Regions from separate parts of the Homo sapiens genome. Here region 2 is linked to region 1. Evidence: read pairs that join two places in POLR2A ChIA-PET (ENCODE). Cell type or tissue: Panc1. All regions are shown on one strand. Each heading gives the region's core, and the rest is flanking DNA. Links, peaks and the distances in the headings are about the cores only.

Region 1 (2,930 bases), core at 202-2,701:
TGATAATCAGTCTCAAAACAAAAAAGAAAACAAAAAACAGAATGAAAGACTGTTTCTCAGTGTGCAGAATTTTTCCTTTTTGTTTGCTAACCAAGGCAGTTTTTATTTTCTCTATAATTTCTCATCTTGAACAGGGAGATTGGGCATTCTGACGGTTGAGAAGAAATGAAGGTACTTGGCAATAATTCAAGGGGTCTCGAAAAGTTAGATATAAATTTACCACATAATCCATCAAATCCACTCGTAGGAATCTACTCAAAAGAAATGAAAACATATCCGTGCAAAGATTTGTACACAAATGTCCATAGCAGTTTTACTCATATTAAAAAATGGAATCAACCCAACTGTTCATCAAGTATTAAATGTATTGAAAAACAAGTGGTATACCCAATACAGTGGAATACTGTTAGTGTTAAAAGGGAACCAAGTATGTGGGATCCAGAGGTTTGGTGGGGTAATATGATGCATCCAGTAGGACAGGTTTGAAGGTAAAGAGGGCACAGATTTGCTGACAGCCCCAAGTTCCTGAATACTCAGAGTACTTGCAGTTCTAGACTCAGGACCCACTGCTGCAGTTCTAGACTCAGGGTGGTATCAACAGAGCCAGCCTGTTATTATTACAATACTCAATATTAAATACTCAGTATATACCAGGAATATTGTTTAGTGCACAGGTTGAGGTGTCAAGATTTCTTAATAGCAATAAGTGGATATTAACATTTGATAGGAAAGAGGTTTCAGGAAAAGCAAACAGGACCATGACAAGGGTCACAGAATATTCTCATAGCCAAATAGTGATAAAAAAAATACAAACTCAGGAGATAGATTTTCTGTGAGCAAATCTCTAATATGCTCGAATATATTTTCTTTGAGGAAATCTCTAATATATTCACAGGAGAGAGACTTCCTGTGAAAAAAATCTCTAGTATATTTTTTCAGTACAACTTGTTTGAAAGCAGTGTTAGATGATTCCTGTTGTCAGAAATGTTTCTGCCCCTCTCATGGAAAACCCTTCTTAACTCATTACTACCAGCTGGGAGCTGATGGGAACAAAAGAAAAGAAAAAAGTAGATATTGCAAGGCTAAGATTAAGAATCAGGGTAGTTTATGCTTGAGAATTCAGGATAGGCCTAACTGGATTTTCTGAAAGATAATTGTTAACATCTGATTACAGGAAGAACTTCAGTAAAACCAAATGAAAACAAATTTCAGGGAGAAACACCTCTTGTTCCAGAGGCTTAGGGATGTAGGAGAAACAAGCCACCAATTTTGTTTTCAGATGCTTCTGATCATCAAACATGGACCTAATTAATGCATTTTTTTGGTCCTTTCCTCCCTCTCTTTTTTCCATCCTTCTTGTTTTCCCTACTTTCCTCTCATTTTTTCTTCTTTTTTCTTTTTCTTTTTTCTTTTTTTTTTTTTTTTGAGACAATCTCACTCTGTTGCCCAGGCTGGCATGTAGTAGCACAATCTCAGCTCACTTCAGCCACAAACTCTCGGGCTCAAGTGATCTTCCCACTTCAGCCTCTCAAGTAGCTGAGACTAAGGGCATACACCACCGTGCCGGGTAAATTTTTGTGTATTTTGTAGAGACAGGATTTCATTATGTTGCCCAGGCTGATCTCAAACTCCTGGACTCAAGCGATCCACCCACTTCAGTCTCCCAAAGTGCTGGGATTACAGGTGTGAGCCACCACGCCTGGCCCCATCTTTCCTTTGATATTTTATATTTTCTTCCTTCCTTCTTTTTAAAAATTTGTTTTGTTCTTTCTTTTCAGCAGACACATATTAAACTATATATGTCATATAGCACGGTATTTAAGATGGTATTTAAGATGATGGACTCTGGAACCAGTTTTGCCAAGATTCAGATCCTAGCTCATTTACTTACCATCTGTATGATTTGGGGCAAGTTACTTAACCTCTCTTGGGCCTCAGTTTCCCTATCTGTAAAATACCTACTGCATAGAGTTATTGTGAAGACTAAATATGCAAGTATATGTGGAGTACTTAGGACAGTCCCTGAAACACAATAGCTCGTCAGTGAGTGATAGGTAGCATTATTAACTATAATGAAGTACCAAGCATTTGGCAGGGCTCTGGAGTAATACCGATGAATAAAACATGAATTTTGCTGTGCATATATTCACATTCTAGTCAATTTGAAGAAAATCAAGCTAGTCACTTAAATATAGCTTTTTGTTTGTTTCTTTCCTATTATCTCATTTTCTCTAAATCCCCTTCCTAGATAATCCCATCCAGTTTCCTAGCTGACAAAGTCCTAACATTAACTATAGATCAGACCTCTTTTGGGCTCCAGAGTCCATGTGAGTAACTAACTCACAGGTAGAACAAAAACAAGATGTTATAACCTCAGCGGACTCATCTGGTTTAACTTTTAAGTGTCATAGTTGTGAGCTGTTTTTCAATTGCCACAGCCCCCCGGGGCTAAAGGTCACATAGCCTGAACATGCCTAGATAAACCAAGCATGCAACCACAGGTGGAACCCAAATGCTCAGACTGAGGAGTAGGGACTGAATTAAGAAAGAACCTCACATGGCAGAATTCAGGATCTAATCAGATGAGCCCTTGCATCACCCCATGGCAGGATCCAATCAGATCATGTCTCCCAGCATCACCTCATTGCAAGATCCAATCAGATCATACCTCATTAATTTTTTTTTTTTTTGAGGCGGAGTTTTTGCCCTTTTTGCCCAGGCTGGAGTGCAATGGCACGATCATGGCTCAGTGCAACCTCCGCCTCCCAGGTTCAAGCGATTCTCCTGCCTCAGCCTCCCCAGTAGCTGGGATTACAGGCATGTGCCAACACGCCCAGCTAATTTTGTATTTTTAGTAGAGACAGGGTTTCTCCATGTTGGTCAGGCTGGTCTCCAACTCTTGACCTCAGGTGATCTGCCCGCCTCGGCCT
Region 2 (2,930 bases), core at 339-2,838, 200 kb before region 1:
CAGACAGCCTACAGGATAGGAGAACATTTTTGCAAACTATGTATCTGACAAAGGTCTAATATCCAGATCTTTAAGGAACTTAAATTTAGAAGAAAAAAACAACCTATTAAAAAGTAGGAAAGGGATATGAACAGACACATCTCAGAAGAAAACACGTATGTGGCCAACAATCATATGAGAAAAAGCTCAACATCACTGATCATTAGGGTGAGCAGATTTCTGAACTGAGATTTCTTTATTCTTATTAAAGGGATGGGTGCAGATTACAGTAGCTGAGAAATGAGGATGAGTAAGAGAGTTGTCAGAAGAGTTATTCTCCTAGCTTTTAAAATGGTGCAGCAGACAAACTGGCTTGTATGTTCCATTTTCACTTTGGATAAAATATTCACATTTCAATTACTGAAACAATCTTTGCAGGAAGTATTCTATTTATTCCCTCTGGCTGTGAAAGCTAAAAGCAGCATTTCTGAGAGAAAAGAATTTTTTCTGTGATCTGAAAAAAAGAGAGATGACAGCCTCATTCCATACTTTTCTGTGTTTTGTCTTCTTTTCAGTGAGTTGCCTCTATTTCACATGATAGTAATGTTATTTGAATTATATCTCAATTAGAAAAGTGACAAGAGTTCATTTATACAGCCCTAATATTTCATAAAATAAGGACATAAAAATTTTATAAAAGACACATATGAAAATAGGATAGCCAGTTTTATACAACCTTAAATTTTCAATAGTGACATCCCTGAAGTGACAGGTGGGTCACCTCCAATATGTCAAGGAGGAACTATAAATATCAATATTGATATTTTTAAATTAGAAAGCCTACTTAGTTTTCCTCCAATATCCTTCTATATGGGATATGCCCCCATCACACAACTTGCTCCTTTTAAAAAATTTTAATCAACACATTCCGGCTGATATAGCCCACTTCTTCAGACCCGTGAAGCCTATTTTCATCTATTCTGTGGTCATAACTTTGAGTTTGTTCTTATTTTCTCACAGCACACTATCACACCAAATATTCTCTCCCTTACTATTCAGAAGTGTTTTGTTGGTCCTTGTTCTACCACTGCCTGTTCTTCTGTGGGCCTTGAAAAACGTATTGAACATCTTCTGTATACAAAAGAAACTTAGTTTTGGAGATTACATAGCCTCAAAAATATTTGATAAAAATATTCTTTATTTTAAGCCTCAAAAATATTTGATTCTATGGCTGAAGTTTTGATATGGGTAGAATATAAAGCACTATGTTCTAAAGGGAATGTCAATTTATTTTGTTTAAGATGATAAGCATCTTTATTTTCACTGAATTGACTCTAGAGTCAATTAGACTAGACTGTAATCTTAGGAAAACATTGGATTCTCATAAGTTCTTGCATTTTTAATGATCCTTCATCCTCTATATATCATGGTACTTATAAAACAAGTGGTCTTTTGCTGATATTAGAAAGTGGATTATTATTATTATTATTTATTTGCCTCTAAGATCATTCTATGATTTCGCTTCAAGAAAACTACAGCTACAAGGGGATGATTCATATTTTTCTGTATTTAGGTTTTCTGCAAACCAAAAGGGTGGAGTTTGGGCTAAAACTAGATTGAAAATATTGTCAGTATGTCCATTAGGACAGATTTAATTTGAAAGGTAAGCCCACAGGAACTAATGAAGTCTGTTAACATTTCAGAATACAACGGAGATCTCTAAGATGGTGAGCACCTAGAATAGAGCAAATATTTAATCAATTCTTGACCACAGAGTTGTTCAGTTCATGGCCAACGTTGGCCTGGAGAATGGACTACATGATAACAAAGACCCCAGATATTCAGGTCCAAATGTACTGACTAGACTCAGTTTTTCCTGTCAACACCTAATGCTTAAGGCACACACCCAGACAGTGTATATATCACATATTAAACATAATAGAACAAATATAGTCATTGATCTACAAGGAAAACAAAATAGCCATTATGGGAAAGAAGACTGATGGTCAGTCACTCCTTGAAATTACTCTTTTTTTTATTTCCTGCTCACAGAGGCAATGCTATAACTGCTATACAATGAACTTCCAACAGTCATTATGTCATTTCTAAATGGCACCAGCCTAACTCCAGCTTCATTCATCCTAAATGGCATCCCTGGTTTGGAAGATGTGCATTTGTGGATCTCCTTCCCACTGTGTACCATGTACAGCATTGCTATTACAGGGAACTTCGGCCTTATGTACCTCATCTACTGTGATGAGGCCTTACACAGACCTATGTATGTCTTCCTTGCCCTTCTTTCCTTCACAGATGTGCTCATGTGCACCAGCACCCTTCCCAACACTCTCTTCATATTGTGGTTTAATCTCAAGGAGATTGATTTTAAAGCCTGCCTCGCCCAGATGTTCTTTGTGCACACCTTCACAGGGATGGAGTCTGGGGTGCTCATGCTCATGGCCCTGGACCACTGTGTGGCCATCTGCTTCCCTCTGCGTTATGCCACCATCCTCACTAATTCAGTCATTGCTAAAGCTGGGTTCCTCACTTTTCTTAGGGGTGTGATGCTTGTTATCCCTTCCACTTTCCTCACCAAGCGCCTTCCATACTGCAAGGGCAACGTCATACCCCACACCTACTGTGACCACATGTCTGTGGCCAAGATATCTTGTGGTAATGTCAGGGTTAACGCCATCTATGGTTTGATAGTTGCCCTGCTGATTGGGGGCTTTGATATCCTGTGCATTACAATCTCCTACACTATGATTCTTCAAGCAGTTGTGAGTCTATCATCAGCAGATGCTCGACAGAAGGCCTTCAGCACCTGCACTGCCCACTTCTGTGCCATAGTCCTCACCTATGTTCCAGCCTTCTTTACCTTCTTTACACACCATTTTGGGGGACACACCATTCCTCTACACATACATATTATTATGGCTAATCTCTACCTACTA

What was found. Peaks named below come from ENCODE experiments on the same cell type or tissue, not always from the same donor. Only the 100,000 strongest peaks of a DNase experiment are listed, where the experiment ranks them.
Region 2: POLR2A ChIA-PET joins it to region 1 with 8 read pairs; 2 of 35 experiments call an interaction of 5 or more read pairs at or near these places.

What each region holds. Positions count from the first base shown.
Region 1 is chr11:5,591,410-5,594,339 of GRCh38, reverse strand. It overlaps a transcript of TRIM5 not described here. Among named protein-coding and RNA genes, the nearest start is that of TRIM6, 3.8 kb to the left of the region's middle. In Panc1, for the core only: no CTCF peak of the experiment used is centred there; no DNase peak of the experiment used is centred there; H3K27ac peaks cover 698 bases.
Region 2 is chr11:5,787,962-5,790,891 of GRCh38, reverse strand. It overlaps OR52N1 (olfactory receptor family 52 subfamily N member 1), which reads left to right. Exons shown (of 2, transcript NM_001001913.2): 2 at 2,032-2,930. The coding sequence starts at 2,076. Among named protein-coding and RNA genes, the nearest start is that of OR52N1, 1.8 kb to the left of the region's middle. In Panc1, for the core only: no CTCF peak of the experiment used is centred there; no DNase peak of the experiment used is centred there.